3 separate regions of the Mus musculus genome follow, and regions 1 and 3 are each linked to region 2. A link is a contact called in ENCODE Hi-C or POLR2A ChIA-PET data. All regions are on one chromosome and are shown on one strand. The core of a region is the stretch at or near the end of the contact, and the rest is flanking DNA. Distances in the headings are between cores, read along the strand shown.

Region 1 (3,551 bases), core at 977-3,476, 39 kb after region 2:
CTGCAAGCCGAAAGGGTCCTGGGAACTCATCTACTGCAGCTATCAGGATGAAAAAACCAGAGGCCCAGGGCAGCCCAGGAGCCCACAGCAGCTCCACTTTGAAGCTGACAATATGGGCCTGCTTAGGAGGCAGCTTTTTGGCTCTCTGGATCCTGCTGACAGCTGTGTTCTCAGCAGCAGCTGGAATGTTGGTAGGAGCCTGTCTGGCCTTTGCACCCTGACTCCCCAGGGCAGAGCCAGGTGGCCCTGGTGGGGGCCCAGTGGGGAATGGGGATGGTTCTGAGTGCTTGGTGAGGGCATGGGATCCCAGGGAGAAGATAAGGGAGGCAGTGCTGGGTCTGAAGACTGAATCAGAAGCGCTGATTCATCTCAGCTCTGCTGGGCACTGGCTGGCCAAACCTGCCTTTTCTTTTCTCTCTTTCCTTTAACTTCTTAAAACAGATTTATTTTATGTGTATGTGTTTTCCTACACGTATGCCTGGGTACCATATGCATGTCTTGTGGCCACAAAGGTTAGGAGAGAACATGGGCTCCCCAGGACGTGGAGTGACAGGTGGTTGTAAGCTGCCACATTAGTGCTAGGAACTCCTGACCTCTGAGCCATCTCTCCAGCATCCCCTTTTCTTCTTATTTAACAAAGGTGGGCCTTGAACTCGTTGCAATCCTCCTGCCTCGGCCTCCTAAATCCTGGAATTACAAGGCATGAGTCAACATGCCGGCTTGGATCTGTTTTATTTTTAATGAAATGCCATTACCAAATTACCAATGCAGAATGAAAAAGATTTGTCAATGGAGGCAGCTGTACAAAGGTGAGAAATATTTATTTGGGGGCTGAAAAAGCTGGAGTCCACAGAGTGAGCCTATATGTCCCTCCTGTTGCCTTTGTTGAATTGCAGACAAAGACTTGTCCAGTCCAGACTGTTCATTTGCTAAAGGGGGAAACGAGACCAGAGATGGGGAACAAGTTGCTCAAGGTCACACAGCCATTATGGGACCAATGTGGGCCCAGAGCCCAAGCTGTACACAAGGTCCCCTGCCCAGCTGCATCACTTGCTCATTCAGCCCCTCAGCGAGTGGGCGCAGCTTCCTTCCTGCCGCCCTGCCCGCCGTCTGCCACGTTGGCAGCCGCCTGAAGCCTTCTCGCCCCTGCTGCTGCCGCCACTGCTGCTGCTGCTGCGGCGGCGGCATCGGCGGCCGAGACCAACCAGCCGCGAGTTTGCCCAGAGCAGCCAGGGCTGCCTGAGCCTGAGCTGGGGCAGGGCTGACTGATTCTGCCAGATGGGAGGGAGAGAGGCAGCCAGTGGAGGGAGGGAACCAGAGCTGAGCTCTTCTCTACTCTCACCAGCCAAGGGAGGGAGGTAGAAGGCTGCAGTTGGGGGCTAGGAGGCTACAGTATGTGACCATGAGGTTCAGACATCTGGGTCAGTCCCCGTAGGAGCATGGACATGCACATGTGTGCAGGAGCGCGCGCGCACACACACATGCACACACACACACTACCCTGAAGAATTGTATTGGGGTGAATCAATTTCCTTCAAGTGTGCAAATTCTCCTCTGCCCACTTCTTATACTCCACTTCCTCCTCCTTCTCCTCTTTCTCTTCTTTCTTCTCCACCTTTCTTCTCCTCCACCTTCATCTCCCTCTTCTTCCTCCTCCCCCCTTCTCCTTTTTCTTCTTTTTCTTTTGTTTTTCTCAAGACAGGATTTCTCTGTGTACTCAGAGATCTGCCTGCCTCTGCCTCCTGAGTGCTGGGATTAAAGGCGCGTACCACCACCACTCAGTTCAAGTGTGCAAGTTCTGCTGTGTGTGTATTTGTGCAGCTCAGAGAGCTACTGTGTGTTTGAATAAGCACTAGAGAAAGCTGTGCATGTCCTGAGTTTGAATCCTGGCTATGAACACAGAAATGCTGTGTCTAATTGTGTGTAACCCCAAACCCGTGAGTACCGTTTCATTGGCAAGGAATCCAGGCATTTTCAAGGGGGTTGGTACATGTGCCTATGTGTGTGCCATGTCCGGGTGTGTCAGGCATGCCTGTGAACTTGTTACAGTCAACAGGAGACTAATGAAGTAATTATGAACAAGGCATAGTGGGGATGTCTGCTTTAAGAGATGCTGTGTGAGGCTGTGGTTTGGTAATCTGTGTCTGGGGAGATACCGGGGAGCTGTGTGGGCTGGACCAAATGTCCAGGGGTAGGCACGCAAGCATGTCTGTGGCTATTGATGGCTGGTGGCACAGGGGAACAGCATGTGTCTGTATATATTTGGCTGTGTTGTGTGAGAGATTAGGGGAGAGTGTGGCAGTGATGGCAGTGGTGGGGATGATTGGTGGCGCTGTGCGGGGGGGGGGGGCGACGACACTGCTTGGTGTTTGCGCTTGTTTCTCTGGATGGCAGGGCCTGTGTGTGCCTGTATGCATGAGTCTGTACGGGCTGTGTGATAGAAACCACGTGGGGCTGTGGTGAGCTAAGCTTACATGGGGAGAGAGCCGATGCCTGGGTTTGTATTTGTCTGTGCAACCGAGGTCAGATGAGCTCCTATGTCCCGTGTGCACAGGTGGTCACTGTGTCCAACCATATGTCTTTGTGTGCTTCAGGTTGCCTGAACGTGCACGGGAGGAGGACAGGATGGGAGGACTTGAGTGTGTGCCTGTGTGGGCCCCTTTAACGTGGCAAGTCTAAGAAATGTCGGCCTTCTTGGCAGCAGATCTGGGCTTGGTTCCACTGGGGGTGTCTGCAGAGAGGGGCTTAGAAGGGACGTGCTTGAGCGAGAGAGACAGGAAGGGAGGGGGGGCAGCCCAGCTTGGGGTTTCCAGGAGGGAAAGCCAGACATTGGAACTTGTCAACGCTACCTCCTTCCCAACCCCCACCTCCTTGCTGCTGCCTCCCCTCCTGGCGCCTGAAGGCTGTTGGCAGAGGGACAGACAGACAGACAGTGCACACATAGACTGGCTCCATGGCACAGAGCCCAAACCCGAGCCCCTAAATACACAAGCCTGGATACAGAGGTCCAGAGAGGGCAGAGGAAGTGGCTAAACCTTGGAAGAGTATACGTGTTTATGTGTTGGGGACCAGGGGTTGCTGTTGGTCTCTGGTGCTTTAACCTAAACCAGCAGGCCTTGGGGGTGGGGGCTGCTAGGGAAAGCCTCTAGGGAGGGGGCTTTTATGGCTCAAGCCAGGCTCTCAGCCCTGCTCCCTGCTTATACAACTGCCGCAGTGTCTGAGAACGCCAGCCATCGCCTCAGGAATCACTCTCTGGCTCTGCCAGTTTTACTGAGGCAGCAGAGACCCAGGGAAGGTCAGCAAACTGATCCCAGGGTCACAGGACAGGGGACCAGGATTGGAACCTAGGGCTCCTCCTTGCAGAGAGCTATGAGCATGGTCCACGAGCCAGATAGCCTTCAGGTTATAACAAAGGATTTGTTGTTACTGTTGTCGCGAGCGATATGTCTCTCTGCCTTTAGCCCATCTGCTGATCACACAAAGGCTGTGATACCTTCTAACGGAGAGAGAGCCTGGTTCTGTACCAAAGGCTCCTAGAGAGGGAGGGTGGG
Region 2 (3,272 bases), core at 116-2,615:
CTACACTTGAACACAGGCAGGCCATTGAAACTTTAGCCCCAAGGAACCCAAAGAAATTATACAACAGATGGATAAATTCTCCCTCCCAATAAAATGTAGCCTTTGTACAGAGGAGAGAAAGACACTCTGATGACACCACCTGGAGTCAAAACTCATGTCTCTATACAACAAATATTGGTGACACCTGCCTGGGACTCAAACGGAATCCTCTGCTGTCCTGACACACTTCGAAGTGATTTTTAACACTCAGAAATGGCCCTTCCTTAGTCACAAAGCAAGAAAAGGAGATGGGCTTATAATTAATAATCCTGAGCTTAAGACCTAGCCTGTCTCCACACCAAAAGTGAAATCAACTCTCCAGGCTAGACCCCTCCCTCCATTTATGACAAAGCAAACTTTGTAAGAGAACACTAACTTATCCCTGCGCGCCCGGTGCTTCCCAGAGGAAACACCCTCACTTTGGTAAGTGCCACACGTTCCGGTGTCACCCTGAGCAAGTTACTTCTCTGAAACCTACTTGACTTCCTCACCAGTAAACTTACAAGGACAGCTGGAAAAACTAAACAAGCACTTATACCTAAGGTTTGGCACATAGTAGGACAACCATTAACATTTTCCTTGGCTTTCTTCCTCTTCAGTGCTGGGCTTAAACGCCAAGGGTAACCCCTGATCTCTGAATCTATGAACATTTCCTCATCTCAAAGGACCACAGGACTTAGCCCTTCCCTGTCACGATCTGGGTAGCACCCATGCATTGGTACCAGTGGCCCGTAAGCCAAGGCTCCTTTCTGTAGGGCTCATTCTGTGCACATGTGCGCGTGCTCACACACTCCTCCACAATGTCCCTACCCCCAGCCTAGCAGCCAGGGTCCCCAAAGAGCACCTCAATTACTTTATGGTCCAAATATGGAAACTGAGGCTCAGCCTGGAGATGAACTTGTCCAGGAGCTCGGGGAGTTGCTGAGACCCAATTCACAGGCTTCGGTGAAGTCTATTTACAAATGGTAAACTGAGGCCCGAAGACGGAAGTGACTTGCTCAAGAACACACAGTGGGTTGGTGGTAGGGCCACTTTCGCCGACCCTCCCTAGTCTCCGAAGGGCACTCTGGGTCACCACCACCCCTGAGGTGTCGCCACGGCGCTGACAACACACGAGCCGCACCAGCGACCGTCAGAGCAGACACCCGGTGCCACCGGACCCTTGCAGGGGTGGCCGGGCCGGCGCTCGCCTCTCACAGCCGGGCGCGCCCAGGGGGACTTGTTGCTCACCTGACCTCGCGCAGTCGCCCTCAGCGACATGAAGGGCTGGGCAGCCGGTCCGCGTCCCCACGGAGAACGCTCCAGCCTACTGCTTCGCGGGCTGCTACTCAGCCGGACGCCCCCCTCAGCGCGCTACGCCCCCAGCCGCACTCCACCGGCCTGAGTCCGCCATTACGCGATTTCCCCGCCCCGGGACGCAGCCACACCCCGCCAACCGTTCTGATTGGCTCCCTGCCCCACCCGCCCGGAGCCCCCAGCTATCCCATTGGTCTGAATCCAATGCCAATTAAATAAGTACGCAAAAGACGTATTCAAAGGTAGTGTCCCGGGAACTCCACCCGAGCGACTTCCGCAATCGGAGTAAACAGAGGCGAGGACAAACCAAGTGAAGTGGAGATGGGACTAAAGGTACATCGACGCCCAAGTTTAAGTACAAAAATATCTGCTAAGACAGGGAAAGACCTCGGCTAACATGTATTGAAACACGATTTATTTTTATTAGAGTCCAGAGAGCCAGCCTGTTTTTTGTGTAAAGAACAGGCCGAGCCTATGAACTTTCTGTAGACACCCCTCAAGTGGCAGATCGTTCTGTCCCTTCACGCCTTGTCCCAAGCGGGACCGAAAGTCGGGTGGGGGCGAGTGAGTCATAGGCTTCAGCTCACCCCAAAGGATAGGTATTCGGGTGAAGCTGGCATCCTGAGATTGGGAGCTAGTTCTGAGAGGCCACTGTCAGGTGAGCCAAACACCTGTCACTTCACTCTGCAACTTCGGACAACTGCTGCCTACCTAGTTCTCACTTTGTTCTACAAAATAGATGCAGTAGGCCCTGGCACGTCCCAGTCCATGAAGGTGGGCAGTTTGAGAATACACTCCCAAGTGACTTATAGAATACAAAATGCTGCGGCTGGGTGACAACGTGACGAGTCCGGCTTAGCACATTTAGTATACTAGAGCATCTCTGTAGAGCAGGTATTGGCCTCTTGTGGAAGAATGGATCTTAGGCAGGCTTTGTTACCGCCACGTCTGCCTCCCTCTTTGCTTCCTTTCAAAAAGGGTGCACGGTGTGAGGGCGGTGGGGTGGAGGTCACGACACGACACGGCTCAGTCAGTAAAGTGCTGCTTTGAAAGAATGAGGACCTGCGTTTGAGAACTCAGATTCCAAACAAAGCCTAACAGGCCCGATGATACTGACTTCGCAGCGCTGGGGAGGCAGAGACAGGCAGAGCTCTAGCTCACAGGCCCAGCCTAGCCTAGCCTGCTCCTCCAGACTGGGCCAATGAGAGAGCCAGTTACTAAAACCAAGGTAAAAGTTGCCTGAAGAACAGCACCTGAGGTGATTCTCTGGCCTGCACTGGTCCATCCTCACATACAACATACACGCACACATACAACACCCTGAATACTTGATACAGTTTTCCCGCAGCCACCCAGCTAGTTGGAAATGACCACAGAACTCAGACCTACACCACTTAGCATCTATTCCTGTATTTCTTACTCTGTGACATCTTGTCACCTGAAAATGGCTTTTTTTTTTCTCATCCCCTTAACAGGCCAGGATGGTCCTAAGGGTGCTGGGTGACTGTTTCTTTCACTCTGGTCACTGTAAAACCAGCTAGACCAATATTCTTGTGGAAAAGTGGCCAGGCAGTGGTGGCACACGCCTTTAATCCCAGCACTTGGGAGGCAGAGGCAGGCAGATTTTTGAGTTCGAGGCCAGCCTGGTCTACAGAGTGAGTTCCAGGATAGCCAAGGCTACAGAGAGAAACCCTGTCTCAAAAAACCAAAAAAAAAAAAAAAAAAAAAAAGAAGAAGAAAAGTGCCCCCAGAGATATGGTCAACTTGTTCCTAGCGTTCTAAAAGTGAAGAGAAAAGAGATGACCGGTCAATGAATAACCCAAACAGAAGCCAAACGAAAATTTCACTGGGGCCCTCAGTGAGGTGGCCGGATGCTGGATCTTTTTTATTTTTATTTTTATTTTTGGAACAGGGTCTCTCTATTATGTAGCTCTTGG
Region 3 (3,285 bases), core at 323-2,822, 39 kb before region 2:
CAAGGCTAGCCTGGGCAACACAGCAACTTCTAAAATATATGGATTTGCTTCTAAGCTGTCACAACCTTCTCACTTGGGAAACATCCACTTGTGTTCTAAACACAAGGTAAAACAAGTCGAGATTTTGCCAGTTACCAAGACCCATGTGATAGATACACAATTGGCCCAAAGAATATTCCAGAGAGAATACTGGGGTTATGTTATTTATACTCTAGGGGGGTCCCAGACCAATCTGAGAGAACTATACCTGAAGAAGTCCAAAGGAAAGAGGTACCAGATATCCAAACCAGACCCAGAAGCAACCCCATATTCACCTCTAACAGATTTCAGCCTAAGGGAATAAATCCAAAACACACACACAAAAAAAAAAGAAAAAAAAATCTCACACATCCCTCTCTAGCCCTGGACTGGCAGTATGCCAACCAGTCTGGATGTTGGCACCATGATGGGATTTATATTTTGAAAGTGAAGCTGGATGACAGGGTCTTTCAGATCTCCCTCAAATGATGAAATTCTTCAAGTGTGCACAGTAGAGTTTAGCATGGAATATATGCACACCACATTAGCACAGGAAAAAGCCCAGCTTTTGCTTCCTGAACTTCTACAATCTTGTTGCCAACATCATTGGGTAGTTATGGGGTGGAAGGATGCTGCATGCGAGAAGCAGCAGCAGCAACAGTCTGTACTGCACATTCCGCAGTCCTGTTCATACTGAGAAAAGGTATATGCCTGCCCAGAATGGCAAGGATAGTCATTTTGAGCTGTTTATAATAAACAAACAATTGATGACACCTGCAGATTTCTATGATCACATTCAAAAGGCAAGCATACAGGAGCCACAGCCATAACCCTCACAAGGAAAATGCTTCCCGAGGTAGTTCCTCTTTAAAACGATCAGCAGAAGAAGGGACAGGAACATGTGGGGACGCTGGGTCTGGGCAATGGCAACTTCTGCTTTCACTTCAACTTTCCTCACTGCTCAGTTACCAGTGCTTTGAAAGGGGGTAAACAAGTTCACTCTGCAGTTTCCTCTTGCAAAAGGCAAATTTCAAATTTCCTTACTTAAAATTGTGCATTTCATCAGATTTAATATTTTTAATAGCTAAGTATGGGCACAGGCCTGTAACACAGAAGACAGAGAATCCAAGGCCATCCTTGGCTACCCAAGACTTTGTTCTCAATACCCACTCATTCCCTCCACAAACCAATGTTCACTGAAGTTAAATAACCACCTGGCGGCAAGACTACACAGTCTTAGCAGCATAGTCCAAACTGGTGCAATAAAACATTTAAGGTGTGACAGTGGACAGGAGAGGTGGCTTTGTGGTGAAGAGCATTTGCTGCTCTTCCAAAGGACCCGAGTTTGATACCCAGCACCCACAGGTGACTCACACCTGTGTTTAACTGTGAGCCTGCTTCTCCCTTTCTCTCAAAAAGCACAATGTAGACTACAGCAGTCCCCCACACTGTGAAGTGAGGACAAGGAAGAAAACTTCCTCAAAGGCTAAGGCACACACCCACTTCCTGCTGAAACACAGGGTGGGGCTGAGCTGACAAATATAACCACTCTTTCCAAACACAAGGCACTACTGACAAATCAGGCTGGGTGACTGAAACAATGTCCAACAGAGATGGCAGGACAGAAAGGTTCTGCAGTGGACAGAGAAAACACGCCTATGCAAGCCAAGCAAGAGAGCTTCTGCGCTAAACTAAGAGAAATTTCCAACGCGATAAAGCAATGTCCTCTGGCCTAACTGCAGTCAACCTGAAGAAGCTTCCTGTTTTAATTTGACTCTCAGACACCTAGGAAACAGGATTTCTGAACTGCAGTAGCACACTCCTTGAGCGCACTGTACATGCAGGGGCCATTCATCCTTGCTAATTCCCCAACTGTCTGTCCACCTCTCTCTCACCCTACCTTACTATTCTCAAGCTTCCGTCACAGCGTCGCTCTTGAAATGAAGATCAGAGGATTATCTCCTTCAAATTTAATTTTCTTCTAGAAATTTCCCCCATAAGTGACCAAAATTAGGCTCTATTTCCAGGAGAGCAGGACCCACCTGGTTTCTCAAAAGATAATGCATTCAGGTTAGTTTAACTGTAGCCTACTCTTACAAACAAAACAAAACAAAAACAAAAACAAAGAAAGAAAAAAGCTCGAGAGATGCTATATGGAACTAAGACATATTCTCAGCTCTGAGAAAAAACATTTAGTTCTCTTTTTTCTTTTGACTTTTTATTTTTTTAATTGCAAAGAAGACTTATTAGAGTATTTCTTTTTTTTTCCCATTTTTTATTAGGTATTTAGCTCATTTACATTTCCAATGCTATACCAAAAGTCCCCCATACCCACCCGAGTATTTCTTGTCTCTATTTTCGCCCAATTCCTTTTTATGAAGCCACTTGGACATCAAAAGCTACAGAATACTGTCACTAATGATTTTCAGCTACAAACAGAAAGTTTACTGTACTTTTCTAACCTAATGTTAATTTCCAGTAATATTCATTATTGACAAAATGGTATGATTTGAAATGGGCTACCCATAACCTAAATTAGCACCTTTTTTGTTTGTTTGTTTGTTTGTTTGTTTAGGTTTTTTGAGACAGGGTTTCTCTGTATAGCTCTGGCTGTCCTGGAACTCACTTTGTAGACCAGGCTGGCCTCGAACTCAGAAATCCGCCTGCCTCTGCCTCCCGAGTGCTGGTTGTTGTTTTGGGGTTTTTTTTGTTTGTTTGTTTGTTTGTTTTGTTTTGTTTTGTTTTTGGTTTTTCGAGACAGGGTTTCTCTGTGTAGCTCTGGCTGCCCTGGAACTTACTCTTTAGACCAGGCTGGCCTGGAACTCAGAAATCCGCCTGCCTCTGCCTCCCAAGTGCTGGGATTAAAGGCGTGTGCCACCACGCCTGGCTGTTTGTTTGTTTTTTTGTTTTGTTTTGTTTTGTTTTGTTAAGATTTATTTATTGATTATATGTAAGTACACTGTAGCTGTCTTCAGACACTCCAGAAGAGGGAGTCAGATCTCATTATGGATGGTTGTGAGCCACCATGTGGTTGCTGGGATTTGAACTCCGGACCTTCAAGAGCAGTCGGGTGCTCTTACCAACTGAGCCATCTCACCAGCCCTGTTTTGATTTTTGATACAGGGTTTTACTATGTAGTCCTGGCTGGCCTGAAACCCACTATGTAGATAGAGCAGGCTGGCCTGAACTCACAGAGATCCATCTGTCTCTGTCCTGAGTGATGGGATTAAAGTTATATGCCACCATGCCAGGCCCTAAATTAGCCTT

What was found. A loop is a pair of places that touch in the nucleus more often than their neighbours do. ChIA-PET counts read pairs that join two places held with the same protein, here RNA polymerase II (POLR2A).
Region 1: a loop to region 2 is called in a map of v-Abl transformed pro-B cells, with 2.4 times the contacts of the local background. The contact joins the enhancer-like site here to the promoter of Wasf2 in region 2. A Hi-C loop is called at or near these places in 3 of 37 maps with a recorded cell type or tissue (regulatory T cell and v-Abl transformed pro-B cells). POLR2A ChIA-PET finds 5 or more read pairs at or near these places in 3 of 5 experiments (Patski and embryonic stem cell).
Region 3: a loop to region 2 is called in a map of heart, with 4 times the contacts of the local background. The contact joins the enhancer-like site here to the promoter of Wasf2 in region 2. A Hi-C loop is called at or near these places in 16 of 37 maps with a recorded cell type or tissue (CH12.LX, T-helper 1 cell, T-helper 17 cell and 5 more). POLR2A ChIA-PET finds 5 or more read pairs at or near these places in 3 of 5 experiments (Patski and embryonic stem cell).

The regions. Positions count from the first base shown.
Region 1 is chr4:133,090,251-133,093,801 of GRCm38, reverse strand. No RefSeq gene overlaps it. Among named protein-coding and RNA genes, the nearest start is that of Gm26615, 8.6 kb to the right of the region's middle. Within about 2 kb of position 2,226, at least 1 of the 3 ENCODE cell types and tissues checked has a DNase peak (open chromatin) inside an H3K27ac peak, as active enhancers do.
Region 2 is chr4:133,128,726-133,131,997 of GRCm38, reverse strand. Wasf2 (WAS protein family, member 2) reads right to left here and starts at 1,365. Exons shown (of 9, transcript NM_153423.6): 1 at 1,270-1,365.
Region 3 is chr4:133,167,943-133,171,227 of GRCm38, reverse strand. All of the region lies in intron 1 of Wasf2 (WAS protein family, member 2), which reads right to left. Among named protein-coding and RNA genes, the nearest start is that of Mir7017, 26 kb to the left of the region's middle. Within about 2 kb of position 1,572, at least 1 of the 3 ENCODE cell types and tissues checked has a DNase peak (open chromatin) inside an H3K27ac peak, as active enhancers do; it is heart, where a contact is called at or near this core.